Regions from separate parts of the Homo sapiens genome. Here all the other regions are linked to region 4. A link is a contact called in ENCODE Hi-C or POLR2A ChIA-PET data. All regions are on one chromosome and are shown on one strand. The core of a region is the stretch at or near the end of the contact, and the rest is flanking DNA. Distances in the headings are between cores, read along the strand shown. Region 1 has its middle 51 kb from the start of RNF24. Region 2 overlaps PANK2 (pantothenate kinase 2). Region 3 has its middle 64 kb from the start of SMOX. Region 4 overlaps RNF24 (ring finger protein 24).

The links. Hi-C counts contacts between places; a loop is a spot of excess contacts on that map. ChIA-PET counts read pairs that join two places held with the same protein, here RNA polymerase II (POLR2A). Pooled maps may share reads with other maps.
Region 1: a map of CD14-positive monocyte shows a loop between it and region 4 (2.5-fold over the local background). The contact joins two enhancer-like sites. A Hi-C loop is called at or near these places in 1 of 168 maps with a recorded cell type or tissue (CD14-positive monocyte) and 2 of 50 pooled maps. POLR2A ChIA-PET finds 5 or more read pairs at or near these places in 6 of 52 experiments (AG04450, BJ, Caco-2 and 3 more).
Region 2: a loop to region 4 is called in a map of CD4-positive, alpha-beta T cell, with 1.9 times the contacts of the local background. The contact joins two enhancer-like sites. A Hi-C loop is called at or near these places in 4 of 168 maps with a recorded cell type or tissue (CD4-positive, alpha-beta T cell, CD4-positive, alpha-beta memory T cell, CD8-positive, alpha-beta T cell and 1 more), 4 of 37 single-sample maps with no recorded cell type and 13 of 50 pooled maps. POLR2A ChIA-PET finds 5 or more read pairs at or near these places in 17 of 52 experiments (A673, AG04449, BJ and 13 more).
Region 3: a loop to region 4 is called in a map of CD4-positive, alpha-beta memory T cell, with 7 times the contacts of the local background. The contact joins two enhancer-like sites. A Hi-C loop is called at or near these places in 1 of 168 maps with a recorded cell type or tissue (CD4-positive, alpha-beta memory T cell) and 13 of 50 pooled maps. POLR2A ChIA-PET finds 5 or more read pairs at or near these places in 13 of 52 experiments (A549, AG04450, CD4-positive, alpha-beta T cell and 10 more).

The regions. Positions count from the first base shown.
Region 1 is chr20:4,062,999-4,070,171 of GRCh38, forward strand. No RefSeq gene overlaps it. Among named protein-coding and RNA genes, the nearest start is that of RNF24, 51 kb to the left of the region's middle. RefSeq lists an enhancer at 247-1,135. Within about 2 kb of position 1,738, at least 32 of the 41 ENCODE cell types and tissues checked have a DNase peak (open chromatin) inside an H3K27ac peak, as active enhancers do; they include CD14-positive monocyte, where a contact is called at or near this core.
Region 2 is chr20:3,901,265-3,908,885 of GRCh38, forward strand. It overlaps PANK2 (pantothenate kinase 2), which reads left to right. Exons shown (of 7, transcript NM_001386393.1): 2 at 6,662-7,014. Among named protein-coding and RNA genes, the nearest start is that of MIR103A2, 12 kb to the right of the region's middle. RefSeq lists enhancers at 4,252-4,752, 5,474-5,553. Within about 2 kb of position 6,372, at least 9 of the 41 ENCODE cell types and tissues checked have a DNase peak (open chromatin) inside an H3K27ac peak, as active enhancers do; they include CD4-positive, alpha-beta T cell and CD8-positive, alpha-beta T cell, where a contact is called at or near this core.
Region 3 is chr20:4,081,491-4,089,046 of GRCh38, forward strand. No RefSeq gene overlaps it. Among named protein-coding and RNA genes, the nearest start is that of SMOX, 64 kb to the right of the region's middle. RefSeq lists enhancers at 747-946, 860-1,361, 1,362-1,861 and a cis regulatory region at 1,231-1,928. Within about 2 kb of position 1,406, at least 24 of the 41 ENCODE cell types and tissues checked have a DNase peak (open chromatin) inside an H3K27ac peak, as active enhancers do; they include CD4-positive, alpha-beta T cell, where a contact is called at or near this core.
Region 4 is chr20:3,985,758-3,992,581 of GRCh38, forward strand. The region is part of intron 1 of RNF24 (ring finger protein 24); the gene reads right to left. Among named protein-coding and RNA genes, the nearest start is that of RNF24, 26 kb to the right of the region's middle. Within about 2 kb of position 3,879, at least 4 of the 41 ENCODE cell types and tissues checked have a DNase peak (open chromatin) inside an H3K27ac peak, as active enhancers do; they include CD14-positive monocyte, CD4-positive, alpha-beta T cell and CD8-positive, alpha-beta T cell, where a contact is called at or near this core.

The DNA.
Region 1 (7,173 bases), core at 488-2,987, 75 kb after region 4:
ATATGGCATCTTGAAGCCTAGGCTCAGAATGGGCAATTCTACCACTTCACTTCTACCGTATTTGAACTGCCAAAGCAACTCATGAGGCCAGCCTAGATTCGAGGAGTAGGAGAATAGACTGTGCCTTTTGATGGGAGAAGATACAAAGTCACACTGCAAAGGGTGTGGTTACAGGAAGAGGAATCACTGTGGCCCACCTCCTTTTTTTTTAAGAGACAAGTTCTCACTCCCAGACTGGAGCACGTGGCATAATCATAGCTCACTGCAGCCTCAAACTTCTGGGCTCAAGTGATCCTCCCACTCCAGCCTCCTGAGTAGCTGGGACTGTAGGCATACCACCATGCCCCAGCTAACTTTTTAATTTTTATTTTTGTAGAGTGGGGTCTTGCCGTGTTGCCCAGGCTGGCCTTGAACTCTGGGGATTGGGGCCACTTTTGTAATTAGTCTATCCTGGAGGGTTTGAGGGCAGCTGTGGAACATGAAATACTAGGAGAAAAGCCCCAGGGACGGGGGGCTGGTTGGGAAACAATGACAGTAGTGTTTGGGAAGATAGGGATAGGATGTTTGCCCAGACTCTGAGATGGGGTAGGCCTGAGGTGGCGAACAATAGAGGGGATGGGGAGGAAATAGGTATCTGAATTTGGGGCCTGTGGGCCAGGCAAGGAACATAACCATTCGCAGAACTGGAGATGTCAGCAGGCGGCTGATGGGATCAAGGCCTGTCTGATGTGGAGTCCTGCACTGAGAAGGCCTTGAGGCCTTGGCAGACGGCAGCCCAGGTGTGCACCTGAGTCCAGAGGCCTCTGCTACCTACAGGCTGAAAGGTCTTGTGAAGCCCATTAGCATTTCCTGCACTCACTAAGTGTTCTGCTATGCAGAGTAGGGGTAGGAATGCGAACCTTGCAGGGCTGGGAGGGAGTGAAATAGGGCTCACTGTGGCGAAGCATTTTGTAAACTCTTTTGGACTGTACACTTTTTAGTGGTTTTATGGTTTTGTTTTAAATTGAAGAGACATTAGCCACACAGATGAGGGACCTAGGAGGAAATGTGAAGGGAGAAGAGGAGGACCTGGGGTTCTGTTTGTGGGAGAGGCTGCAACTGTTAGGAGGCCGTGGGAATAGAAGGATCCAGAAACAGAGAGGGCTTGGCTTGTACAGAGTCCCTCCGGCTTGAGGCATGGGGAGTTCAGGACAGCAGCAGTGGGGGGCATTCAGTCATGACTGGCTCTGTGCTTGCCCAGTCCTTGGGGTCAGAGAGTTGGGAGTCGGGTGGTGGGAAAATTAGTCTCCCTGCCTAGTCCTCCAATTGCAAAGTCCTGGGTGGTCTGGACCGACGTCAGTGCAGCTCCCCACTCCTCCCTCGCTCCTCCTTCTTGCTGCTCTGAAAAGTCCAGCAGAGTCACTGCTTCCAGATGTGGCCTCCAGATGTGGCCTGGAGTTTTTCCAGAGGATCAAGGATGCAGAGGCAGCAGCCCAGCTCCTGGCCTTTCTTTCTCCCTCCTTCTCCAATGGGGCCTGCCCATTGCTACCCCTCCGCTGACTTCTCTTCCACCACTAGGTCAGGTACCAGGTACCCAGAGGTCCTGGCAGATAGATAAATACCATTTATAAATAAACCTGAGCCAGACACATACATCTTTATTCGTGTTGGAAAGAGTTTACATCTGGGGGAGTGGAGACCTCTCCAATGTTTCCGTTCTGAGCAGTCCCAGCGGCTCCAGAAGGAGGAAGTGAGCTGTCTCCTTGGCTGGGGACCCGCCAGGGCACTGGGCTTCGGGCCAGCCAGGGCCTGGGAGGAGCTGCTGGAAACCTGCCCCTTAATGGGAACAGCCTGGGCCCTGATGTCTCACCGGGACAGAGCCCCAGTTAGGGGGGAAAGGCAGCTGTTTTATTAGTAGCAGACCATGGAAACCAGGTGGAGCTGCTACAAGTGAGTTCTCTGGTTGCCTGGATCGGTGTGTCACAGTTAGTAACGCCTGCGCTAATTCCCTGGGGCTCTTGTTAAAAATGCAGATTTTGACTCAGTTTATCTGGAGTAGGGCCTGGGGTTCTACATTTCTAACTAGTTTTCAGGTGATTCTGATGCTGCTGGTCTGTGGACTACATTTTGAGTAGGAAGGTTCTAGACTGGACGTCTAAAACATGCCTCTACTTTCCTCTATTTTTTTGTGTGTGTACGTTTCTGTATTTTTTTTGTACACATTTTGTATTTTCTGTAGCTTTTCCTGTTTTTTTTCCCCAGTCTGTTTTTAATTCAAAAAGTACCAAAGAGTAGGTAGTGAAAAGTCTCCTCATATCCCTGCCCCCAGCAACCCAGCCATCCCTTCCCATGGCCAGCCAGTGTTGTTGTTTTTTTGTGTACATCCTTTAAGAGACATTTTATGAATATACAGGCAAATATATAGTTCCTCTTCTGTCTCCCTGCCCTGTTTTGGTTATTATCTGATGTGTACTAGTACACATCTTTCTTTATTATGCAACGTACCTTGGAGATTGCACTGGCTCCTTCTTTTTTTTTTTTTTTTTAATTTTTCAGATATTTTTCAGTGATGGATTTCTTTTTTAAAGTTGCACAGTTTTATTATACACCACAACTTACCAAGCAGATTCCTTGTTGATGAATACTTGGTTTTGTCCAACCTTTTGCTCTTGTGCAGTACATATATTAATCACTTGGCAAAGGCCTACAAGTGGAAATGCAGGGTCAAAGAGTCTGTGCATTTGTAATTTTGATGAATATTGCCAAACTTACCTCCCCAGAGAGGTTGTGCTAACAACATGTGAGAGAGAGCCTATTTCCTGTGCTCTCCCAACACCGTGTGTTAACAAACTTTTTTATCTTTGCCAGTCTCATATGTGAAAAACGGTAACTGCTGTTTTTGAAACTCTCTCTTCCTTCAGCTTCCATGACTCTCTTCAACAATATATTTGTCAGAGGGTCACTGCATTCGTCTTCTCTGGGCCAGCCAACTTATCAGCACTGGGGTTCCGAAGAAGACCAACACTAATAATCCTTGCTCTTGCCTCTGGAAGGGAAGACAAAAAAATTAATTTGTTAATGATGACCAATGAATGGGATGAGAGCTATGATAAGGGGGTGACTTCTTAAGGCAGCACTTCTTACACCTCAATGTGCACACACATCAACTGAGGACCTTGTAAAAATGCAGACTCCGAATCAGCAGGTCTCGTTGTGGGTCTGAGATTCTGTGGTTCCAACGAGCTCCCAGGTGAAGAAGTTGCTGTTGGTCCCAGGACTACATTTTGGGTACCTAAAACAAGGGCTGGCAAACTTTTTCTGAAAAGGACAAGAGAGTGGATATTTTAGGTGTCATGGGCCACATGTGGGTCTCTGGTGCAGTTATTCAACTCTGCCTTTGAAAGCAACTGTACGATATGTAAATGAATGGGTGTGGTTGTGTTCCAATATAATTTTATTTACAAAACAGCTGGCTGTGTTTGCTGACCCTTGGCCATAGGCATCCAATAAATAACCTATTGAAGCAATGAGTGAACGATGTCATTGGGCAGTAGTAGGGGCCTGAGCTAATCTAGGGGTCAGGGGATACCTGAAAAAAAGGCATATTTGTCAGAGTCCTACGGGGAAAACAAAAGCCAAAAGCCAATGTTTAAAGAGGGGTAATGACACGCAGGGAATGGGTTACGTGGGTAATGGAAGAGCTGAGAAGTTACTTAGATGCAACCCAGAGATTAGCAACAGCAGGAAGCTGTTACCAATCACCCTGGGTAGGATGAGGAGAGCGGTGAGGAGCTCTCAGATCACCACCTGCTAGGACTGGAACCATGGTGGATGTACCTACTGGGAGCTTGGAGCCCTGGATAGACCCAGCTAGGGTCAGAGACTCTTGGAAGAATCTCATTTCTTCCTGCTCTTTCATCTTCCACCTTTTGGTCAAAATCAGCTGTCATCCAGTCTATACAGGAACCTGCGGGGGCCAACCTCTGCCCTCTAGCTCAGAGCAGGGGCAGTCAAAGCATGATGTGAGGCCAATAAGCCTAGGCCTAAGGGATATTTAGAGTGACTGTGAAAGTGTAGGTAGTTGACCAGGCATACCAGGGAGGGAGGGAGGGTGTATCAGACACAGAGGACAGGCTTAGGGTGTGTAGGGGTGAATGGTGTGGGATGAGGCTGGTAGGGAGGCCACTCCTTTAAGCAGGATGAGATTTATGCTTTAGAACAGAGGCTGGCAAACATCTCTGTCACACAGTTTTCTTTGTTTTGTTTAAAAACAAATGTAAAAACTGTAAAAACCATTCATGGCACATAGGCTACACAAAAACAGGCCACAGGCAGTGTTTGGTTCATGGGCTGTAGTTTGCCAGCCTGGTTTTGAAAGATCCACTTTAGAGGGATGGATTGGAACAGACAAGAGGCTGAGAGAGGCAGAAGGGCTGGAGAGGAGACTGCTGGAGCTACCAGGTGGGAGACGATGAGAGCCCAGTTGTTGGTCATCATAGTGGACAGAAGGGAGGGACTTAGAATTGTAGAATGCACAGGACACAGAATTAGCTGGTCTCAACAAAAGGTCTAAGCCTGGTCTGGAGGGATGTGCAATTGGGCACATTGACTATTCCTCTGATTAGCTCGGAATCCCTTCATCCCTTGCTTCAGGGAGACAGAGGGAAATCCTGTCATCCTGGAGAATGAAATTCACTATGGCCCGCCTTTCCCCTCCCCAGTCCTCTCTTTGGGTGGAATGCATGGAGGAGCAGGTTGCACTGCCTCTCACTAAAGGAGGAGTTGGGCACTCAGCTGTTGGTGACTCACATGTTGCTCATTCTAGAATATGGGTCCCAAGCATCTCCTGACCTCAGTTTCAGGCCTTGGCTGCCATTCCAGGACAACAGAAGAAGTCCCACCAACATCCTCTGACACTTTCTTGTGGAGTTTCCTGTGGGTCCAGAGTAGAGATAAGGGCTGGGAAGACCCTCACCCAGCCCTGGGCTCAAACACCTGCTGGTAGCCTCTGCCATCATCTCGATCACACACGGGCTAATGGTGTTGCGACAGGGCTGGGATGATGTCTTAGTTTGGACTGCCCTGGAGGCAGACCGTGAGACAAGGCTTTGAACACAAGTAGTTCTGTGAAATGGGGAAGGAAGGCAGCCCACAAGGGGTGTATTATCAAGCTAGTTACCACTGTGGGCAACTGGAGTTCAGTCTTGCGGGGGAAATCTGGGCATCAGAGTAGAACACGTGCCCCAGAGTTATCTTGCCTGAGGAGTGAGGGAGCTGGGGTATTTATCCATCAACTCCTGTGAGTTATAGCTAGAAGAAGGGCTCTGCTAAGGGTTGTTAATTCCCTGGCACTTCCAGCATGCTGCCTGGCCTTCTGCAGTTTAGGAAAGAAAGCTCTCAGGTGCAGACATGCAGATTCACAGGTGGAAGGCAGCGGGAGCTCCCTGAGGTGGTGAGGCCTCAAGGAGTGAGCAGGATGCCTATAGGATCCACTATCAATGGTTATCATCTCCACTTGACAGATGGGGGAACTGAGAAGCAAAGTGACAGTCCCAAATCACACTGCAGTTTGTGACAATGAGGGGCTGGAGCTCAGAGCATGTGGGTCCAGGGTCTTCCACTATTTTTTATGCCGTTGTTATGAATCTTCTGGGCATAAGAGGACCTGCCCTTGGTATCTCATAGGCTGACTCTGGTTGCCCTACATGCCTGCCTGCTACATTGTCTCCCCTGATGACCCCCACTTCCTGGGTCTACCCAGAGTCCAGAGCCCAAAGCCATACCTGCAGGAAGGGAAGCCTGCAGGACATGCACATGTGGCAAGGCTTGGCTTCTTACCAAGTGTAAGACTATGTAAGACTCGCAGAGCATGGGGAGGAGGGTAAGCAGGAGACAGGGTGGGGTGGGGAGCTGGGAGGTGGCCAACTTGTCAAGCTGTGTGGGAGGAAGGCGTGCTGAGCAGAGGTAGACAGAACAGGACTGAGCCAGCATGGAGGGCAGTCCAGAGGACCGAAAGGTGGGCTGGGCAAGTCTGAGCCCCCTGCCCCTTGCATGGTTAGTTGTGACGTGGGACTGTTTGCATAGCTGGGAGCAGATGTCTCAGGCCTCAGCACTGAAGGCTGTGTGTGTTCATCTAGGAATTACTTATGGGGGCCCCGTATGTCCCAGCTAGAGTGTCAACAATCTTGGGGGACACGTGGGAGAATTAGACATTTGGTTGCTCTCAGAACCTGTTGGGTCCTGTAGGGGGAATAAAACGCTTCCTCCAGCCTATAGGGTTTTTCGTGTTTTTGCCCAGAGACAAGGTCTTGTTCTGTTACCCAGGCTGGAGTGCAGGATCCTATCTCACTGCAGCCTCAGCTCTAGGGTTCAGGTGATCCTACCGCCTCAGCCTCCCGAGTAGCTGGGACTACAGGCATGCACCACCACACTTAAGTTTTAAATTTTTTTTGTGGAGACTGGGAGTCTCACTATGTTGCCCAGGCTGGTCTCAAACTCCTGGCCTCAAGTGATCTTCCCACCTCAGCCTTCCACAATGCCGGTATTAGAGTTTCCAGAGCCACCATGCCCAGCCTCCATTCTACATTGAGTCCTGAGTTGGATGGTAGAAAAGAGCACAGCCTCAGGAAGCCCCTAGTTTGAGGGCAAAGACATACTCTCAAATCCAGTTGTGAGGTTCCCCCCTTTCTGCTCACAGAGTCGTGGAAACAGTTTTCTTCCCAGTCTTTGATACCAAAAAGGAGGTGGAGATGACTGGGAATTCCACCTGGCTGGCCCAGCAGAAGCTCGATGCTCAAAGGTGGACACCAAGAGCTGCAGGTTACCCTGCCCACACCCACCCATTCCTAAAGCCAGCCTGTGGTCGCTCATGAGCAGAGGTGACTGTGTTAGTCCCCTCCTTGTGCCCTCATGCTTTGCAATGTGACTTTGCCATTCCTCCCATCAGGAGGTGGAGTGTGTTCCCCACCCCTTGAATCTGGGCTGGTGTATTAGTCAGTGTTCTCCAGAGAAACAGAACCAACAGGATGTGTATATATATAGAAGGACATTTATTTTAAGGAATTGGCTCATGTAATCATGGAGGCTTGGTAAGTCCAAAATTTGCAGAGTAGGCTGGCAGGCTGGAGATTCAAGGAAGAGTTGTCATTTCAGTCCAAAGGCATTCAGCTGGAGAATTCCTTCTTGCTGGGGGGA
Region 2 (7,621 bases), core at 5,122-7,621, 82 kb before region 4:
TCCCAACTCCTGGCCTCAAGTGATCCACCCACCTTGGCCTCTCAAAGTGTTGGAATTACAGGCATGAGCCACCACACCTGGCTGTTTTGTATTTACTGTACTTTTCCCCATTTCTTGTCAATCAGCTTTTTTGAACTGATTGCTTTATTTTTTTTCTAATGTGAAAGTCATTTTTTTTTTCTCCTCTGGAGTTACCTCTAAATTTTGACACATTTAAACTATCACTTCTATATTCTTGTGTAGAATTAATCAGAATCTATCTTTTCTTCCCTTTTCCAACAAGACAGAACTGCTGCTTGCTTTCATTTCCTTCTCCCTTCTCTTCCCTCTTCAACTTCCTATGTCGAAATCATGTAAGTATTTTAGTTTCAGATTGCTTATTTTTGTAAAAGTCAGTACTTTTGTTTATTTCTTAAAGCTCTTGGATTAAAAAAAAGTTTCTTAAAGCTCTTGGATGTTTTAAAATTATGGCATTCATCTACCAATTATGTTAGAGAAGGTCTTTGAAAAGTAAAGTTGATCCCTTACATATGTGAAAATTGTTTTTGCACTCCCGCTTGAAAGCTTATTTGGTTGGCTGGATATAAGTTTCAAAATCATTTTCCTTATAACTTTGAAGCCAGTGCTCCGTTGTCTTCTGGCATCTGTGCTGCTGATGAAAAGTCTGATACTGACTTTTATGTGATTTATGTATCTTTATAGGAATTCAGTTTTTTCCTTATGATATCTTGAAATTTCAATAGGATGTGTCTAAGTTGTCTTCCCCTTCTCTGCTGACCGATAAACACTGTTCAGCCCTTAGAGTAACCTGATGATTGGTGTCTTCCCTTTCCCCAAGGAAATTTCTGGAACTAACATAAGATGTTGGTCCTTCTGGTTCTATATTCTCTCCCTCTCTCTTTTTTTTTTTTTTTTAGTTAGAGACAGAGTCTCAGTCTGTTACCCAGGCTGGAGTGCGGTGGCATGGTCATAGCTTGCTACGACCTTGACCTCCTGGGCTCAAGCTATCCTCTCACTTCAGCCTCTCAAGTAGCTGTGACTACAGGTGTGCGCCTGGCTAATTTTTTATTTATTTTTTATTTTTGAGACGGAATCTCACTCTGTGGCCAGACTGTAGTACAGTGGGACAATCTTGGCTCACTGCGACTTCCACCTCCCAGGTTCAAGCGATTTCCAGCCAATTTTTGTATTTTTAGTAGAGGTGGGGTTTCATCATGTTGGCCTGGCTGGTCTCGAACTCCTGACCTCAAGCGATCCACCCACCTCGGCCTCCTAAAGTGCTAGGATTACAAGCATGAGCCACCGCACCTGGCCTAGTTTTTTTTTTTTCTTTTAAAGTAGAGATGGGGTCTGGCTGTGTTGTCCTGGCTGATCTTGGACTCCTGGCTTCAAGTGATCCTCCCATCTCGGCCTCCCAAAATGCTAGGATTACAGGTGTGAGTCACTGCACCCAGCCAGGTTCCATTTTCTCTATATTGACTATATTGACCTTTCTTTCATACTTGAAAAGCATTTGGGGATAATCTTTTAATTTTGTTTTCTATTTGTTTTTTCTGTGCCCATTTTGCTGTTAAATATATCTGTCAAGTTTTATTTTAGCAATTGTTTTTTCTCTTTTATAACAGCGTCTTTAATGTTGTAATTTACATACAATAAACTGCATCCATTTAAAATATACAGTTCCATGAGTTTCGACAGATGTGTATAGACACACACACACACACACACACACACACACACACACACACACACACCCCTTTTACCCCCAAACAAGAGTTGGGTTACCAGAGTTTTTCCCTCCTCCTGTGCAGTCCAACCCCAGCTCTCAAGCCCATGATTTGCTTGCTTTCAGATGTAAAAATGATTAGCTTGCCTTTTTTTTTTTTTTCCCCCTTTTTGAGACGGAGTCTCCCTCTGTCGCCCAGGCTGGAGTACAGTGGTGCAATCTTGGCTCATTGAAATTTACTCCTCCTCCTGGGTTCAAGTGATTCTCCTGCTTCAGCCTCCCGAGTAGCTGGGATTACAGGCATGCACTGCCACACCGGGCTAATTTTTGTATTTTTAGTAGAAACGAGGTTTTGCCATGTTGGCTAGTCTGGTCTTGAATTCCTGACCTCAGGTGATCCGCCCGCCTTAGCCTCCCAAAGTGCTGGAATTACAGGCATGAGCCACGACGCCCGGCTTTTTTTTTTCTTCTTTTCCTTTTTTTTTTTTTTTTTGAGACTGAGTTTTGCTCTTGTTGCCCAGGCTGGAGTGCAATGGCATGATCTCGGCTAACTGTAACCTCTGCCTCCTGGTTCAAGTGATTCTCCTGCCTCAGCCTCCCAAGTAGCTGGGATTTCAGCGCGTTCCACCACGCCCAGCTAATTTTTTTTTTTTTTGAGATGGAGTCTCACTCCGTTGCCCAGGCTGGAGTGCAGTGGTGTGATCTCGGCTCACTGCAGCCTCCATCTCCTGGGATCAAGCGATTCTGCTGCCTCAGCTTTCTTAGTAGCTGGGATTAGAGGCATGTGCCACCACGCCCGGCTAATTTTTTTTATTTTTAGTAGAGACGTGGTTTCACCATATTGGTCAGGCTGATCTCGAACTCCTGACCTTGTGATCCGGCCGCTTCAGCCTCCCAAAGTGTTGGGATTACAGGCGTGAGCCACTGCGCCCAGCCTAATATTTTGTATTTTTAGTACATATGTTTAGTACATACGTACATACTTTAGTACAATATGATTTCACCATATTGGTCAGGCTGCTCTTGAACTCCTGACCTCAGGTGATCTGCCTGCCTTGGCCTCCCAAAGTGCTGGGATTACATTCTTGAGCCACTGTGCCCGGCCAGTTTGCATTTTCAAAAGTTTCATATAAATGGAATAATATAGTATGTAGCCTTTTGTGCAAGGTTTCTTTTACTCACCCTATTTTTGAGATTCATGAATATTAAATATGTAGTAGTTTGTCCCTTTTTTTTGGTTTTCAGAGCATTCTTTCCCACAATTAGGAAATTAACATGGACAAACTGTATTTAAATTTTGCCAATTTTGGCTGGGCATGATGACTCAGGCCTGTAATCCCAGCACTTTGGGAGGCCAAAGTGGGAGGATTGCTGGAGGCCAGGAGTTGGAGACCAGCCTGGACAACACAGTGAGACCTTGTCTCTCCAAAATAGCTGGCATGGTTGTGTTCCTGTAGTCGTAGTTACTTGGGATGATGAGGCAGGAGGATTGCTTGAGCCCAGGAGTTCAAGGTTACAGTCAGTTGTGATTGAGTTGTGATTGCACTCCAGCCTGGGAAACAGAGCAACACGCTGTCTCTAAAAATAAAAATAAAAGGTGAAAAATAAATAGAAACAGTTTTGCATGGATTCTTTTGTACGTTGTTTATTTAGTTGTATATAATTTTATCGTGTTAATTTTTGCAGCCACACACATCTGGCAATCGTTTTTTAATTTTTGATTTTTCTCTATGGTAGCTTTTTTTATGGATGAGTTATGATTTTACCTCTGAGAATATTTTTGATTCTGTTTATTCCTGCAACTCTTTCTTCAGATATTTAGTTTCTCATTTTTGTAGTGTTTATTTCCCTTGTAGTTTTTCTAGTTTGTAAAAGTGATAATCTCTGGTTTGAGAATTCCTGTTCTTCTGCCAGTGGATTCAGTGTCTGTTTACCAGTTGGTCAGGATTGATTTTAGGGGAGGTATGAGATACGTGGCAAAATATGGGGTAAAATGTCTCCTTATTTCTTCTGGGTAATAGCAGCCACCTGAGTGCCATCCTGATTCTGGGGCTCCAGTGCCTGTTTCCAGTGAAGACTTTGCTTCTGTCAGTGTTGGGGATAGAACATGGTTATTGGTAGAGGGAGTGGCCTGTCCACTTGTGCCAAACACATTTCCCCACCATCGCTTGTGACTGCACCACTGCACCAGACCTGCTTTTGTTTCCCCATGGTAGCCGCCCTGAACCTACGGCTTGGATAGAATACCCCTACGTTCTCTCTCTCACCTTCATAGCTGATCCCAGTTTTAATAGCATTCCTCTTTTGAGGCTTATGCATGGTTATTGCCTCTGTAAACCTAGTTCTGCTGCTGCTATCTCTTTTTTTTTTTTTTTTTTGAGACGGAGTCTCGCTCTGTCACCTAGGCTGGAGTGCAGTGGCATGATCTCCGCTCACTGCTCCGCCTCCCGGGTTCATGCCATTCTCCTGCCTCAGCCTGCTGAGTAGCTGGGACTACAGGCGCCCGCCACCACGCCCGGCTAATTTTTTTGTATTTTTAGTAGAGATGGGGTTTCACCTTGTTAGCCAGGATGGTCTCGATCTCCTGACCTCATGATCCTCCCGCCTCGGCCTCCCAAAGTGCTGGGATTACAGGCGTGAGCCACCACACCCGGCCTGCTATCTCTTCTTGTTTCCCAGAATTATTTTAGAAAATAATATATCAAATATATCAATAAACCCACACCCTTTTTTTTTTTTTTTTGAGGTGGAGTTTTGCTCTGTCACCCAGGCTGTAGTGCAGTAGTGCTGTCTTGGCTCACTGAAACCTCCACCTCCCGGGTTCAAGCAATTCTCCTGCCTCAGCCTCCTGAGTAGCTATGATTACAGGTGCCCGCCACCACGCCCGGCTAATTTTGTATTTTTAGTAGAGATGGGGGTTTCACCATGTTGGCCAGGCTGGTCTTGAACTCCTGACCTCAGGTGATCTGCCCTCCTCATCCTCCCAAAGTGCTGGGATTACAGGTGTGAGCCACCGTGCCCGGCCTAAACCCACATCTTTAGTAATTTCTACGATTTAGATTGGGAGGGGAAGCATGTACAGATGCTTTTTGACTTACGATGTTTATGCTACATTCCATAAACCCATCAGAAGTTCAAAATACTGTAAATCAGGCTGGGCGCAGTGGTTCACACTTGTAATCCCAGCACTTTGGGAGGCTGACCTGGGTGGACTGCTTGAGCCCAGGAGTTCAAGACCAGCCTGGCAACATGGGGAAACCCTGTTTCTACAAAAAATACAAAAATTAGGTGGGTGTGGTGGCATGCACCTTTAGTCCCAGCTGCTCAGGAGGCTGAGATAGGAGGATTACTTGAGCCCAGGAGGCAGAGGTTGCAGTGAGCTGAGATTGTGGCGTTGCATTCTAGCCTGGGTGACAGTGAGACCTTACCTCAAAAAAGAGAAAAAGAAAATACTGTAAGTCAAAATGCATTTAATATACCCAGCCTATTGAACATCATAGCTTAGCCAAACCTACCTTAAATGTGCTTAGAACCCTTATATTAGCCTACAGTTGGGCAAAATCTTCTAGCATAAAGCTAGATGATTTAATAATGAATAATATAAAAGATAATTATTTTACAATAAAATGTCGAATATCTTGTAATTTATTGAATACTGTACTAAAAATAAAAAAAACAATAAATACTTGAAGTAGAGTTTCTACTGAATGCTTATTGCACCATTGTAAATTTGAAAAATCATTACTTTGAGCCCTCATTAAATTGGGACCTTCCATATGTCTGTGCAGTCCACTTTGATCCAATCTCTTCAGGCCTTTTTTTTCTTTGAGACGGAGTGTCACTCTGTCGCCAGGCTAGAGTGCAGTGGTGCGATCTTGGCTCACTGCAGCTTCTGCCTCATGGGTTCAAGCGATTCTCCTGCCTCAGCCTCCGGAGTAGCTGGGACTACAAGCGCACGCCACCACAGCCAGCTGATTTCTGTATTTTTAGTAGAGATAGTTTCACCATGTTGGCCAGGATGATCTTGGTCTCTTGACCTTGTGATTCACCTGCCTTAGCCTCCCCAAGTGTTGGGATTACAGGCGTGAGCCACCGTGCCCAGCCCTGCCTTTTTTTTTTTTTTTTTTTTTTGAGACAGAGCCTCACTCTGTCGCCCAGGCTGGAGTGCAGTGGTGTGATCTCAGCTCACTGCAGTCTCCACCTCCCAGGTTGAAGCAGTTCTGGTTTAGATTTCCTGAGTAGCTGGTACTACAGGTGCACGTCACCATGCCTGGCTAATTTTTGTTTTAGTAGAGATGGGGTTTTACCATATTGGTCAGGCTGGTCTCAAACTTCTGACCTCAGGTGATCCACCCACCTTGGCCTCCCAAAGTGTTGAAATTACAGGTGTGAGCCACTGCGCTTGGCCTAAAGGACATTTTGGGAACCGGTGTTAATGTCTATTGAAACCTTTTATTTTTGGAATATCAGATTTTGAAAGATAAATTGACCATTGGAGGTTATATGTTACATAGGTTTGGGAATTTCCTGTTTCTAGTTTGCTGCTAAACCAGAACTCTGAAGTCTCAATGTTTTTTTTTAAGCCGATAGGAAAGAGAGATTTTCATTCTGAATCTTTGTTTTTCACAGTTGAGGCTTACGAGTAGTCATCTTGTTATTTTTAAAACACTTCATAGTGCGGTTTGCGCTTGTCTGACAGAATGGTTGGGTTGGCTCAATACTTTGATATTTTTCTTTTTCGTCTTTGCCGTAGTATTTTTTTTTTAAGTTATGCATCTAAATCAAGACAGAATCACATTTCTTTGCCCCAAAACCCTTTTGCCTAGAATTATGTTCTTTGGAAACCCTAGCGTTTGAAATAAGTTGCTACTGTGGTAAGGGTAAATTTAATTTTCAGAAAAAAGCTGTTCTGACTTATTTTTCTTCCCCATTTAGTTTTTCCATGGTTTGGACTGGATATCGGTGGAACTCTGGTCAAGCTGGTATATTTTGAACCCAAAGACATCACTGCTGAAGAAGAAGAGGAAGAAGTGGAAAGTCTTAAAAGCATTCGGAAGTACCTGACCTCCAATGTGGCTTATGGGTCTACAGGCATTCGGGACGTGCACCTCGAGCTGAAGGACCTGACTCTGTGTGGACGCAAAGGCAATCTGCACTTTATACGCTTTCCCACTCATGACATGCCTGCTTTTATTCAAATGGGCAGAGATAAAAACTTCTCGAGTCTCCACACTGTCTTTTGTGCCACTGGAGGTGGAGCGTACAAATTTGAGCAGGATTTTCTCACAGTATGCATTTTTTAGCTTATATACAATTTATGGTAATTTGATTGTTAAAAATAATGCCAGTAGCAAGTGGTGAAATAATTTCCATCTCTAATGGAACTTGAATTTTCTTGAGTCAAATGAAGATTAAAGGTACGCTAGTGATAGGAGTTGGCCATCTAGAGGTGGTTGTCTAGTTCAGATGTATGGACGACAATCAGAACCACTAAAAGGGTAGCATTTTATTGCTCCTTTAGTATGAAAAATTAGGGCATCTGCTATACGTTGAGGAAGAAACTACCTAAAAGGAACATCATTAGATCATGAACAATGAGATTGAAATATAATTAAAATCATTTCATGTCATAAAATTGTTTTCAGTCTTGTCTACCACATAATTTCTCTTGTCTCCCTCAGTTGTTTGCTGGCATGTTCACTAACTGAAAAAAATAAGGAACTCTGGTCAAAAGTGGTGTTTTCAGGCTCAGGGCTGGTCTGAGATGGGTGACTGCAGAGCCCTCCTCTCCCAGAATGCTTTCTGATGTGTTCTGTGCTGCACACTTAACTGGAGTCTCGCCACCATGTCTGGCCCCTGGGGAATGCTGCCAGGCGCTCTATCTTGCTTTCATTG
Region 3 (7,556 bases), core at 156-2,655, 93 kb after region 4:
TGAGAACATCTGGATTCCCGTCATTCTTGAATAATCTTTTTACTGGATATAGAATTCTGGGTTGAGAGTTCCTTTTTTTCTTTTCAGCACTAGAAAAGAAATGTGCCACTCTCTTCTGGACTTTAGGGTTTCTGATAAGAAATCTGACGTCTTTCCAATTATTTTTCTCCTGTAGGCAATGCGTCATTTCTCTCTGCTTTCAAGACTTTTTTTTTTTTTTTTGGCTTTAGTTTTTAGAAGTTTGGCCAAGATATGTTTTGATTTGAACTTCTTGGGGTTTATCCTGTTTGAGTTTCACTTAGCTTCCTGAATCTGTCGGTTCATGTCTTTTGTCAAATTTGGGACATTTTTAGCCATTATTTCTTCAAATACTTTTTCAAATGTAGATCCTTTCACCTCTCCACCTGGGTCTCTAGTGACACAAATGTTAGATCTTTTGTTACAGCCTCACAAGTCTCTTGGGTTCTGTTCATTTTTTTCTCTACTATTTTCTCTCTGTTGCTTGGATTGGGTAATCTTATTGTTCTATTTTCAAGTTCACTAATTCTTTATGCTGTCATCTCTATTTTGCTGTTCAATCCATCCATTGAATTTTAAATTTTGTTGATGTATATTTTGGTTCTAAAATTTCCATTTAGTTCTTTTTTTTTTTTTGAGAAGGAGTCTTGGTCTGTCGCCCAGGCTGGAGTGCAGTGGCGCAAACATCTCGGCTCACTGCAAGCTCCACCTCCTGGGTTTAAGGGATTCTTCTGTCTCAGCCTCTTGAGTACCTGGGATTAGAGGCAGGCACCCCCACGCCTGGCTAATTTTTGTATTTTTAGTAGAGATGGGGTTTCCACCATGTTGGCCAGGCTGGTCTTGAGCCCCTGACCTCAAATGATCCACCCGTCTCAGCCTCCCAAAGTGTTGGGATTACAGGCATGAGCCACTGTGCCTGGCCTCCATTTGGTTCTTTTTTATGTCTCCTGTTTCTTTGCTGAGACCCACGACTTTCTGTTCCTTTGCTGAGACTTTCTATTTTTGTGTGTTTTTTTCAAGGGTTTGTAGTTGCTCATTGAAGCATTTTCATGATGGCTGCTTTGAAATTCTTGTCAGACAATTCTAATATCCATGTCACCTAGGCACTGGTGTCTGTTGATTATTTTTCCTAATTCAATTTGAGGTTTTCTTGGTTCTTGGTTTGATGAGTCATTTTCAACGGAAACCTCAACATTTTGAGTTTCTGTTGTGAGACCTTGGAGCTTCTTTAAATCTGATTTAGCAGAGGCCTCCTCTGACTTGCTCTAGGGAAAGGGGCTGCTACTTTGTTCCTGTCAGGTGAGGTGAAGGTCCAGGTTCCCCACTCTGCCTCTGTTGACAGTCAGGGTCAGGGAAGGAGCGCCTCATCACTGTTGGGCAGTGGGTAGGGTTCAGGCTTCCTACTAGGTCTCCATCGACAACACCCTGGCTGGGAGGGGCAGAGTTCCCTTGTCACTGCTTCACATGTGACCTCCACTGATACTGTGGGGAAGCAGGATAGCCTTGTTACCGTTTGGCAGTTGCGAAAGTCCTGAGTCTCCACCAGGCTTCCTCTGAGACCACTGGAGAGGGGGCGGGGGAGAGGAGGGGGGCGGGGGAGAGGAGGGGGGCGGGGGAGAGGAGGGGGGCGGGGGAGAGGAGGAGGGCGGGGGAGAGGAGGAGGGCGGGGGAGAGGAGGAGGGGTGCTCCGTTACCACCAGCTGGGAATGAAAGTCCAGGCTTCCCATGTGGTCTCCACTGACACCCCTGGGAAGGGAGACCTCATTGCTGCCCAGCGGGATAAAAGTCCTGGCTTCCCACCCAGCTTTTTCTGACACTAGCCTGGCCAGGGGGAAGGAGATTGAAACCTCATGATAGCCTGAAGCCGTGAAGTCCAGCCTGAGCCTAGCCATGAAGCCGAGGCTCCCCACTCAGCCTTTGATGGTGCGGGTGGGGGTGGGGTCTTACATTTTTTCCTATGGTATTTGGCTGGCACAGAACGATCATTGTCTAAAAGTTTTCTGTTTTGCTAGGCCACTCCATCTTGGTCCTTTGGCAAGCAGAGCAGGATTTTCTTGGGCTTTTGTGGGGCATCTATTCCCATTGTTGTTTCCAGAATGCTGGCTTCTTTGCACACTGTCTGGGATATATGAGCCAAAAAGATAAACCCAGAGAACTCATTGCTGTGTCATTCCCTAGGCCCCAAAGTCCCTAGCTGGTTTGCCTTCTTCTCTCTGCTTTCAGATGCTTGTTTTATAGGCAGTATCTAGGGTTTTTAGCCATATTTACTGGAAAGAATAGGAAAAAACACATCTACTCCATATTTCTGAGAGTTGAGGTGTCATAGGTTGATTTAACCATGCCACTGATGCCTTTAGCTCTATCTGCCATGCAGCAGGTATCTTCTAGGTCCTTCATGGGGACCAGGCACTAGTTGAGGCCAAAGAGGAGACAAAGACTGACTCTGACTTCAGGAGCTCACAGTTTTGCGGGAACACAGGACTTTGCCCCAGGTAAGCTTGGATAGTGAAGAATAAGATGCTATAGAGGAAGGAATTACTTGAATGGCCTGGTTGGGGAGAGCTTCCTGGGAGGGTGAAAGTGGAGATAGAGTATTTTGGTAAATTTTAGAGAGGAGCTGCAGGAAGTACAGGTGCCAGGAGAGGAGCAGAGGTCCAGAGGGGTAAGTAGGGATGGCAGGAGGCAGCAGGGAGAGAGCTTGCCTGGTTGGGCCCTCAGGTGAAGCGAATGAGCCTGAAGGACACCATGCACAGGGGCTTGACAGTAGTATCTTCAGAACAGGAATCTGGGGATCAACTGTGACATGGCAATTGTGTGGGTGAGCAAAGATGGTGGCCTGGCCAGTGCAGTGGCTATGGGGTGGAGAGGAGAGAACAGGATCAAGAGGCATTTAGAAGGTAGAACTGATGGGTGTCTGGATTGATCTGGGGAAGAAAGAGAGAGGAATTAGATATGAGGCTGAGATTTCCAGCTGAGGTCTCTGGGGAAGAATGGTGCCATAAACACGCAGAGAGAGAAGACAGAGAGGGGAACCAATCTTTGGAATAAGAGGATGAGATTTTGGCCACTGGTACCCAGAGGCCCTTCTTCAGAGAATGATGCAATGAGACCGAGGTGAATATTTTCTCTGAGCACTGAAGTTTCAGATCAAATAAGCAACAGATTTCTGCTCTGTGAAAGCCCTGTAGTCGAAAGGCAGTACATTGCAAATTTCAAAGAATAAGGCACTATCCTCTACTTTTGAGAGAAAGAAATGGAAGTCACACGCCAAAAAGTTGAAGTCTCTCCTAGACTCAGATGTCCTCAGTCTTCATCACTCTCTCTGGGTCTGATGGTCAGGAGGCCTAATGCTCAAGCTGTAAGGCGAGGCTCCTTAGAACCACTTGAGTCACCTGTCCGAAGCTGAATTGCATGATGGCTTCATTCAGAGCCACCCAAATCATTCTGGCCAATCACGGGCAACTGTGGATGGTTCAATGGCACCTTCCTTTCAGAGAATAGAAGTCCCAGGAGGGCAGGGGTCTTTGTCTGATTTGTTCACTGAAGAATCCCAGGTGTCTAATAGGCTGCTGGTATATAGTAGATGCTAAATAAATACTGGTTAAATAAATGAAGGATTGCAATGGGTTTGGGGGAAGTCTGAGGCCAGGGTTAGGGGTCACACCAAGGTCAGGTTTTTAAAGTATAGGATCCCATTTTTGGTACTGAAACGTGGTTGGGGTATTTAGGGGTCTGCCTATTGGGACAAAGGTTTCTTGGAGGACATCGCACACCTCTCAACCTGAGGACTCCTTATGGGCTCAGGGGAGCAGCTACTGGCTGAGATTTTTAAAGCAGGGTCTCAGTCAGTGAAAGCCTGGCTTGCTTTCCCTGAAGAGAGCTATGCGCGTGCCTGGCCATGGGGCTCACAGCTGCCCCCTGGTGGTCAGCCACAGCCCCCTGCCAACCCTTGGGCGTGGTATTTTTCCAGCCTTAAGTCAGGCAGCAACGGCACATCCTAACGCAGGGTCCGTCTGGTTCCCGGGCCCCAGGTGGCGAGGGAACAGGAATGAGGGCTCTCCGGCACTCTCCGCTTTGCCCTTGGCCTCCTTTTTTCATCAGGGAAGACTCAGGGGAGGGCCTGCGCTGTGCCTCTCTTCAGCATCTGTGAAGATTCTGCCAGCTCCCCAGCCCCGTGCTCTCCGAGGGCATTTTTGTGCACGCAGGGCAGATTCCGGATTCCAAGAACATCAGTCATGGAATGACCTCTCTCCGGCCCCTTGGTGTGACCTCACTGTCTTGCCTCCTCCACCTGCACGTTCTTTGCCAGCCTGTAGGTCCTATCGTGGGGACTCCTCCCTGACCTCTGCCAATTTGAAGTGGGAACTCAGATGAGTGCCTCTGACTTTTTTTTTTTTTTTTTTTGAGACGGAGTCTCGCTCTGTCGCCCAGGCTGGAGTGCAGTGGCGCGATCTCGGCTCACTGCAAGCTCCGCCTCCTGGGTTCACGCCATTCTCCTGCCTCAGTCTCCCGAGTAGCTGGGACTACAGGCGCCCGCCACCACGCCCGGCTAATTTTTTTGTATTTTTAGTAGATACAGGGTTTCACCGTGTTAACCAGGATGGTTTTGATCTCCTGACCTCGTGATCCGCCCGCCTCGGCCTCCCAAAGTGCTGGGATTACAGGCGTGAGCCACCGCGCCCGACCGAGTGCCTCTGACTCTCACAAGGGCTCGTGTCTTCAGTTCCAGGCAGGCCCTGGAAGGGCATGGGGCAACATCTGGGGCGCCCCCACGGCTGCCTCTCTCTCCCCCCACGGCCCTGTGCCCCTCAGCAAAGCTTCTTCAGAACAGCTCTTTGGACAGCAGCTCTCAGGGCATCTGTAGCTGGTGCCAGCCTACACCCCCCATGCAGCTATCATGGACAGCGAGGGCATAGGCTCTGGCCATAGGACCCCACAACCAGCACCACCATGTTCTGAGTTAATGGTGGGAATTTATCTCCCAGCATGATCTGACATGGTCTGACAGCAAGCCCATGACATTCTGCCTCCATGGTGTGGACACCTGAGGCAGATGGGTTGTATGTGGGTGGGGAGATAGCCCCTTTCATCGCAGGCAGGAGGAACATGCTTAGGGTACTACGCTGTAGGGTCAGGTCTTTATGCTTCTCATCATGCAGAGCAGGCTTAGGGGCTGTGTCTGCAGCCCCTCCCTGATTCCCAGGGATGAAGAGATGGGGTAGGCTCTCCGCAGCTCTGGGGAAGTTTTATTCCCTCTTCTCCCCCTCTCTCTGCACTTCCTTCCCTCTCTTGTGTTCCATCTTAGTCCATTTCTGCTGCTATAACTGAATACCACAGACTGGGTAAGTTATAAAGAAAATAATGTATTTGGCTCACGGTTCTGGAAGCTGGCAAGGCCAAGAGCATGACGCTGGTGTCTGACTGATGAAGACTTCATGCTGCTTTATCCCATGGTGGAAGATATCACATGGTGAGGAAGCACATGTGTGAGACAGAAAGAAAACTGGCCAAACTCATCCTTTTATCAGGAAACCACTCCTGGGATAACTAACCCATTTGACTGATAACGGCATTCACCAACCTTTTAAAGGCCCCACCTCTCAACCCTGCTACAATGGGAGTTAAATTCCAACATGAGTTTTGGAGGGGACATTCAAACCATAGCATGTCCCCACCTGATCCATGCGCATTCTTTGTAGACCAGTGGTCCCCAAACTTTTTGGCACCAGGGATTGGTTTTGAGGAAGACAATTTTTCCTCAGACGGGGTAGGGGGGAGGGGATGGTTTTGGGATGAAACTGTTCGACTTCAGATCATCAGGCATTAATCAGATTCTCATAAGGAGCGTGCAACCTAGATCCCTCACATGCGCAGTTTGCAGTAGGGTTCGTGCTTCTATGAGAACCTAATGCTGCTGCTGATCTGACAGGAGGCGGAGCTCAGGCGGTAATGCTCACTCACTTGCAGCTCACATCCTGCTGTGTGGCCCAGTTTCTAACAGGCCATGGATCAGTACTGCGGGAGCTGGAGACCCCTGCTGCAGAGGATCTGACTCTTTTTGGCCCTGGGAGGGAGTGGTTCACAAAAGAAAAAGAAAATTACAATAGTCCCCCACCTTATTGGCAATTTTGCATTCTGCGGTTTCAGTTAGATGCTGTCAATCACAGATTGAAAATATTGAATGGAAAAATTCCAGAAATAAATAATTCATGTTTTGGCCAGATGGGGTGGCTCACACCTGTAATCCCAGTACTTTGGTAGGCTGGGACGGGCAGATCACTTGAGGTCAGGAGTTTGAGACTAGCCTGGCCAACATTGTGAAACCCCTTCTCTACTAAAATACAAAAATTAGCTGGGCATGGTGGTGTGTGCCTGTAGTCCCAGCTACTTGGGAGGCTGAGGCAGGAGAATCGCTTGAACCTGGAAGGCAGAGGTTGCAGTGAGCCAAGATTGCACCCTTGCACTCCAGCCTGGGTGACAGAGTGAGACTCAGTCTCAAAAAAAAAAAAAAAAAGAAAAAGAAAAAGAAAAAGAAAACCAAAAAACAAAATGAGCAACTCCCATTTTAAATTGCCTGCCATGCTGAGTAGAGTGAATCATCCCTCTGTCCAGCACGTCCATGCTGCATATTCTTCCCGCTCATTAGTCACTTGGTAGCTGTCTTGGCTGTCAGATCAACTGCTGAGGTATCGCAGTGCTTATGTTCAGGTAACCCTTACTTCATTTAATAACGACCCCTGGATGCAAAAGTGGTGATGCTTAACATCATCACAACATAATTATTATTAACAATAATAACTGAGAATAAAATAGAACAGTTGTTATAATTGTTCTATTTTATTATCAGTTATTATTGTTAACCTCTTAACTGTGCTTAATTTATGCATTATACTTTATGGTGGATATGTACATATAGAAAAATCCATAGTATGTATAGGGTTTGGTACTATCTGCGGTTTCAGGCATCCACTGGGGGTCTTGAATGTATCCCCTGCAAATAAGGGGGGGGACTAGCGTTTCTGTCTTCACCAGGCCTAGATGTGTCTTGCCTGCCGAGGAAAGATGTATAGTTAAGATGTGACAATTATCTGTCAGTTGGTGGAGTTTCACCCACTTAGTTGGTCTTCTTACTGTATTTTGAGATATCTTTATTTACAGGAGGCAAAATAGAGGTCCTGGGTCAGTCCTCAGCCCTCCACCCCCAGCCTTTATGCCTAGGAGACTTTGAGTTGATGGGGAAAGATGGTTTCTGCCCTTGGGGGACCCACACAGGGTCCTTAGTATAGAGCCTGGCGCTCCACAGGGACCCGGTATTGAATATGGGATGGAGAGGAGCAAAGAGATCCTGCCAGGGAGGTTGTAGGAAGATCAATGGGTCACAGAAGCTACAGAAGGGCACACAGTAAGGCCGTGAGAGTGGGTAAAAAGGAGTGTGGGAGCTCTCACCTGCTCTGTGCTGGGATGTGGGTACTGGTCTCCTGGGAGTGAGCAGTTGGGCCCTCACCCAGTTGGAGGGCCCAACCACAACCACGGCAAAT
Region 4 (6,824 bases), core at 2,629-5,128:
GCAATGGCACGATCTTGGCTCACCCCAACCTCAGCCTCCTGGGTTCAAGCGAATTCTCCTACCTCCGCCTCCTGGGTTCAAGCGAATTCTCCTACCTCCGCCTCCCGAGTAGCTGAGATTATTGACATGTGCCACCACGCCCGGCTAATTTTGTATTTTTAATAGAGATGGGGTTTCTCCTAGTAGAGGTCTGGTTTCTCCTTGAAGACAGTTTGAGGCTGGTCTTGAACTCCTGACCTCAGGCCTTGGCTTCCCAAAGTGCTGGGATTACAAGCGTGAGCCACCATGCCTGGCCATTTTCTCTATTTTTATGTAATGATGAAATCTATTTTCAATGTAAATCATTCTATTAGATCTTTATGAGACTTCACTTTGAGGGCAAAGAAGAATTTGACGTCTCATGTTCCCTTTGTTTTTTAACTGTTCTTTTCACAGGTATGGATTTAATTCTTTTCTTTCTTCCTTCCCTTTCCTCCTTCCTTCCTTTTCCTCCTTGCCTCCTTCCTCCCTTCCTCCCTCCCTCCTCACTCTGTCGCTTGGATTGGGTGCAGTAGTGCAATCATACCTCACTGCAGCCTCGACCTCCTGAGCTCAAGGGATCCTCCTGCCTCAGCTTCCCGAGTGGCTGGGACTACAGGCACATGTCACCATACTCAGCTATTTTTTGAATTTATTTTTTGTAGAGATGGGGTTTAACCATGTTGCCCAGGTTGGTCTTGAACTCCTGGCCTCAAGTGATCCCCCCTGCCTTGGCCTCCCAAAGTGTTGGGATCAGAGGCATGAGCCACCATGCCCAGCGCCTTTCTTCTTCTGTTTTTGTGCCTTAGATTCAGTAGAACTCAAATTCCCTCCTGACATCTATATCCCAGGCATGAGTGTGCATGCAGTATAATTTTTTTTTTTTTTTTGAGACAGAGTCTCACTTTGTCACCCAGGCTAGAGTGCAGTGGCACAATCTAGGCTCACTGCAGCCTTGGCCTCTCGGGTTCAAGCAAATTTTCCTGCCTTAGCCTCCCAAGTAGCTGGGACTACAGGCACGTGCCACCATGCCCAGCTAATTTTTTTGCATTTTTAGTAGAGATGGGGTTTCGCCATGTTAGCCAGGATGGTCTTGATCTCCTGATCTCGTGATCCGCCCACCTTGGCCTTTTTTTTCTTTTTTTTAAAAGAGGCAGAGTCTTGCTGCATCACCCAAGCTGGATTGCAGTAGCATGATCATAGCTCACTGCAGCCTCAAACTCCTAGGGTCAAGGGATCCTCTTACCCTGGCTTCCTAAAGCATTGGGATTACAGGCGTAAGCCACAACTCCCAGCCCTATACTTTTACAAAGAATCTGCTAATCAACATTTAACTATTGACTTCTACATGATTCATTGTTTTTTGATTAATTGATGGCAGCACTCTTAGGAATATGGGTTAGGGGGAAACAACACAGAGTGATGCAGAGACAGAAGGAGGATGAAATAGAAGACAAGTTATAAAGGAAGAAAATACTCTCAGGTTGAAATTTACATCATAATTACACAAAGGCAGTGTGAAAAGAAATACGAAGCAATGAGCGGTTCCCATCTCAACATGAAATAAACTCTAGGGGTAATACCATAACTACTTAATTTTAGAAAAAAGCTGATTTAGTTCCCAAGAAAACATGTTTTTTTCTGCTGTGAGGAAAATCAAAACGCAACAGGACAGCAATACCTCATTTTGGCACTCAAAACTATCCTCTAATTATCTGCAGATGTTTAATTTTAAATCTCTCTCAAGTTTGATGAATGGGCCTGTGAGCCTCTTTACTCAGAGCCAATTTTTAGTCTACATTAAAGACTCATTAGCTCCTGGTTCTATTAGGTCAGCATAACAGATATCTGCAGAGCACAAAACAAATATGATTCTTAAAAATTTGGTGTTTCCATGAAAAGAATCCCATAATAGAGGATTCGATGAGCCACATGAACAGAGGTTCTGAGATTCTCATAATATTTAAAGAGCTCAGCCTCTTCTGTGATTGTACTGGACTCTTGGAAGGGGATGAGTGGGAACATAATTTAAAGAGTTTTCACTGCAGGCAGTAATTTACAGTAAACTAGAGAGTATTCACTCTTAAGAGGCTGGCTAGATATATGAGAAAAACACAAGCAAGCATAGGTAGAGATCATGTAAATTAGGGAAATTAAACAAAAATTTTCCAGATGTATAGGTAACTAATCACATATGTAAGCATCTTCACCTTCAGCAGCAGCAGCAGCTTAAAATAAAAAAAAAAAATTTTTTTTGGTATTTCAGGCTGGGCGTGGTCGCTCATGCCTATAATCCCAGCATTTTGAGAGGCCAAGGTGAGAGGACAGCTTAGGCCCACGAGTTCAAGACCAGACTGGACAACATGGCAAGACTCCGTCTCTACAAAAAAATTTAAAAATTAGCCAGGTGTGATGATATGCACCTGTGATCCCAGATACTCAGGAGGCTGAGGTGAGAAGGTTGCTTGAGCCCAGGAAGTCAATGCTGCAGTGAGCCGTGATCATGCCACTGCACTCCAGCCTGGGTGACAGAGAATGATCTTGTCTCAAAAAAATAAATAAATAAAATAAAAAATAAAAAAAATTGGTGTGTCCAGTAACTGGAATAAACAGCACTTATCATTAATGTTAACCTACTTATTCACTGGAATTAATATAGAGATGGCTCATGAAAAGAAACTCTTTTTTTTTTTTTTTTTTTTGAGACATGGTCTTGCTCTGTAGCCCAGGTTGGAATGCAGAGGTGCAATCACAGATCACTGCAGCCTCAACCTCCTGGGCTCAAGCAATCCTTCTGCCTTAGCCTCCCCAGGAGCTGCAACTATAGGCATGGACCATGAAGTCCAGCTAATTTTTTTATTTTTATAGAGATGGGGTCTTGCTATTTTGCCCAGGCTGGTCTGGAATTCTTGAGCTCAAGGGATTCTCCTGCTTTGACCTCAGAAAGTGCTGGGATTACAAGCGTGAGCCACAGCACCAGGCCCATATGAAATTTTTTGAAAAATATTTTGGATAATAGATTATGTTATTTGAAAATGGCTGTATCTTTTTTAATCCTTCAAGAAAACCAACCTGATTGTAAAGAAGAAATTAAAATGATTATTTGCAGGTGACGGTAAAATAAAAAAGAATCTTATTAAAAGAACAAAAAGAATACTTACTAATAAATACATGCAATCTGTATTAAGAAAATATAAAAGACACAAAAGAAGATGTGAATGACTAAAATACCCTCTTCTTGGTTGTAAAGACGCTAAATATTATAAAGATGTCAATTTTCCTTAAATCTATCAATTTAATGCAGATACAATTCAAAAAAACTGACAGGGTTTGTCTTTTCTGAGAGGACAAGAGTGGTAAAAAGGCTAATTCTAGTTTAAAAGTAAAAATGAAAATGAAAGCACAGCCAGAAATACTCTAAAAAAGAAAAACCTGGCCGGGCACGGTGGCTCACGCCTGTAATCCCAGCACTTTAGGAGGCCGAGGCAGGCGGATCACGAGGTCAGGAGATCAAGACCATCCTGGCTAACATGGTGAAACCCTGTCTCTACTAAAAATACAAAAAATTAGCCAGGCGTGGTGGCGGGCGCCTGTAGTCCCAGGTACTCGGGAGGCTGAGGCAGGAGAATGGCGTGAACCCTGGAGGCGGAGCTTGCAGTGAGCCAAGATTGCACCACTGCACTCCAGCCTGGGTGACAGAGCAAGACTCCATCTCAAAAAAAAAAAATAAAAAAAGAAAAACCTGTGCTGCTGACACTTGAATTGACAGATGAACAGGACAGAATAGAAATACGACAGTTGTTGTTTACCAAATATTTTCAGCTTTCCATCTTCCTTCTGCACACATGTATGACTGTATTTTCCTGCTGTTTTGTTGTGGGTAGAGTCATGTGACTAAAACTTGTCAGCGAGCTGTGAAGGGAACTGATGTATATCTCTTTCAGGCTGAACATTTTACTGATGGTGTGAGAGTCTCCAGGCCCCTCTTTCCCTTAGTCAGGAAAGCTGGTAATGTTCAAGATGGTGGCAACTCCATTAGTTTCTGAGTGAGAAGACACGGAGTAGAGCTCTCAGCCAACTCTTGATGAACATGTACCAAAAGGAAGGAAAATTCTTGTTATAAGCCATTAAGATTTTGAGGTTGTTTGTTACCACAACATAACCTAGCCTACGCTGGCAGATACAAGAAAGTTAAAGAATAGCCCAAATTAATATAGGAATCATAAAGCTGACATTTCCCATTAGAGAGAAAGAGAGAGAGATGGATTATTCACAAATGATATTGGGACAATTAGGTAGCCAGTTGAGAAAAAAAATTAAGATAGCCTTATTCTTTGTATTAAAATATATCTGAGCTGTACCTAAGGTTTAAATATAAAAAATGAAATTATGAAAATATTAAAATATATCAAAGAATTTTAAAAATAATCTCAAAATGGGGAAGGCCTTTCTAAGTAAAACTCAGAAACACCCCCAAAAAAAATCCACAGAAACTTTCTGCTTGGGGGAAAAAAGTACTCTCACACATTATCAGTGGAATTGTGAGTAGAATTATTGGCTTCCACAAGAGCAACTCAGCAAAATTATACATGCACTTACCTATTGACCCAGCAATTCCACATTTAGGAATTTATCTTTCAGATGTACTTGCATGCATACTCAAAGACACATTTGTACCAGGCTCTTCACACAAACTTGTTTATAAAAGCAAAAGGTTGGAAGCAACCTAAATATGTAATTGGTTAAGTCATAGAATATCATCACAATCTAATGTTTTACAGTTGTTAAAGAATGATACCAGGTCAGTCATGGTGGCTCACACCTGTAATCCCAGCACTTTGGGAGGCCAAGGTGGGAGGACTGCTTAAGGCCAGGAGTTAGAGACCAGCCTGGGCCAACACAGTTAAAAAAATAATATATATATACACACACACATATATATATTTTTTAATTAGCTGGGCATGGTGGCACATGCTTTTAGTCCTAGCTACTCAGGAGGCTGAGGTTAGAGGATCATCTGTGACCCAAGGTTCGAGACTACAGCAAGCTATGATCACATCACTGCATCCCAGCCAAGATGACAGAGCAAGATCCTGTCTCTAAAAATTAAAAAAAAAAATGTAGATTTGGCACAGTTCCATGATAACATTGCTAAGTAAAAAACAAAACAAAACAAAAAAACAACACACAGGACAGTGCATGTGGCATATCACCTCTGATATAAAAAGAAAAGAGAAGCTAGCTTTGTATTTGTCTAAAAAGGTCTCTAGAAAAATATATAAAAAACTGGTATCAGTGATTGAGCCTCTGACAGGGCTGGAAGGAGAATGACTTCACTGAATACCTGTTTATAATATCTTTAGTATTTTGCTGCTAGGATATGTTAATGTTACCTATTAAAGAGAATAAAAAATTTAATTGTAAATGGAATTGGAAGAAGCTATTTTTATTTTTATTTATTTTTTAAACAACTTTTTTTTTTTTTTTTTTTTTTGAGATGGAGTCTCGCTCTGCCGCCCAGGCTGGAATGCAGTGGTGCCATCTTGGCTTACTGCAACCTCCGCCTACCTGGTTCAAGTGATTCTCCTGCCTCAGCTTCCCAAGCAGCTTGGGACTACAGGCATGTGCCACCATGCCCAGCTAATTTTTTGTATTTTTAGTAGAGATAGGATTTCACCGTGTTAGCCAGGATGGTCTCGATCTCCTAACCTCATGATCCGCCTGCCTAAGTCTCCCAAAGTACAGGGATTACAGGCGTGAGCCACTGCTCCATGCCTTAAGAAGCTATTTTTAAAGAAAATTGTCCCAGTTGTTTGTAAAGATTCACAGAAATTTAAAAACCTTGATTCTTATTTAAAAGACTTAGTTGAAAATCCTGGCTTTTTCTGGATAAATGTAGTGAGGAAAAATTATCACAAGGATAATTAGATACTTCACAAATATCCTATAGCTATCTGTCTTAAATCAGCATTTGCTTAGATAAGGTAATCATTTAATGATCATTTTAATTATACATTTATAATTATATATAAATTGTTTCTTCTCAGTTGTCTAATATCTCTCGAATGACAGTAAAATAACATGAATAATGCACATTATTGTCTTAATCTAATGAGATTGCCGTTTCATGAATAGAATATGTGTGGCTATATACACACACACACGCACACACACACACACACACACGGAATTTCCATCTATACTTGCTAATACACTACTTTTTACTGAGTTGGAAAATGTACTCCTTGAGCGCAGAATTACATTGATTGTAATCCTCTAATACTACATTGATTACATCCAGTGTAGCAATACAATACTCCTTGAGGATAACAGAGATCTTACTCATTACTTTACCCACTCAATAACAGTTGGCTTTTTAAAGTATTTCTCTTTATTCAAAGGTAAGCACTACTGATGAGCAGCTCTGACTTCACTAGGAAATCTTCCATGTCTTTGATCTCTTTTGGTTTTGGCATTAGACTGACATTTTTGGAGAAAACTCTGATTGAGCTATGTGAGGCTACTTTAGTAAAGCAGTTATATCAACATACAGGAAGAATAATAATTACAATCTGGTTGAAACCACACTGCAGCACTTTACCAGGCAGAATCAGAGCATGAAGCCACATGAAATACGGACTTAGAATAAACTTTAGATGTAAGTTTGTAACACAGATTACAAACTTGGATGTAAAACAAGAAATATAAAATTTCATCACAGGTACCTGGTAGCACTTCAGTATTTTGTCTTTTTTTTTTTTGCTGTTGTTCATTTGTACACTTCAGTATTTTGAATAAGCTCCTTG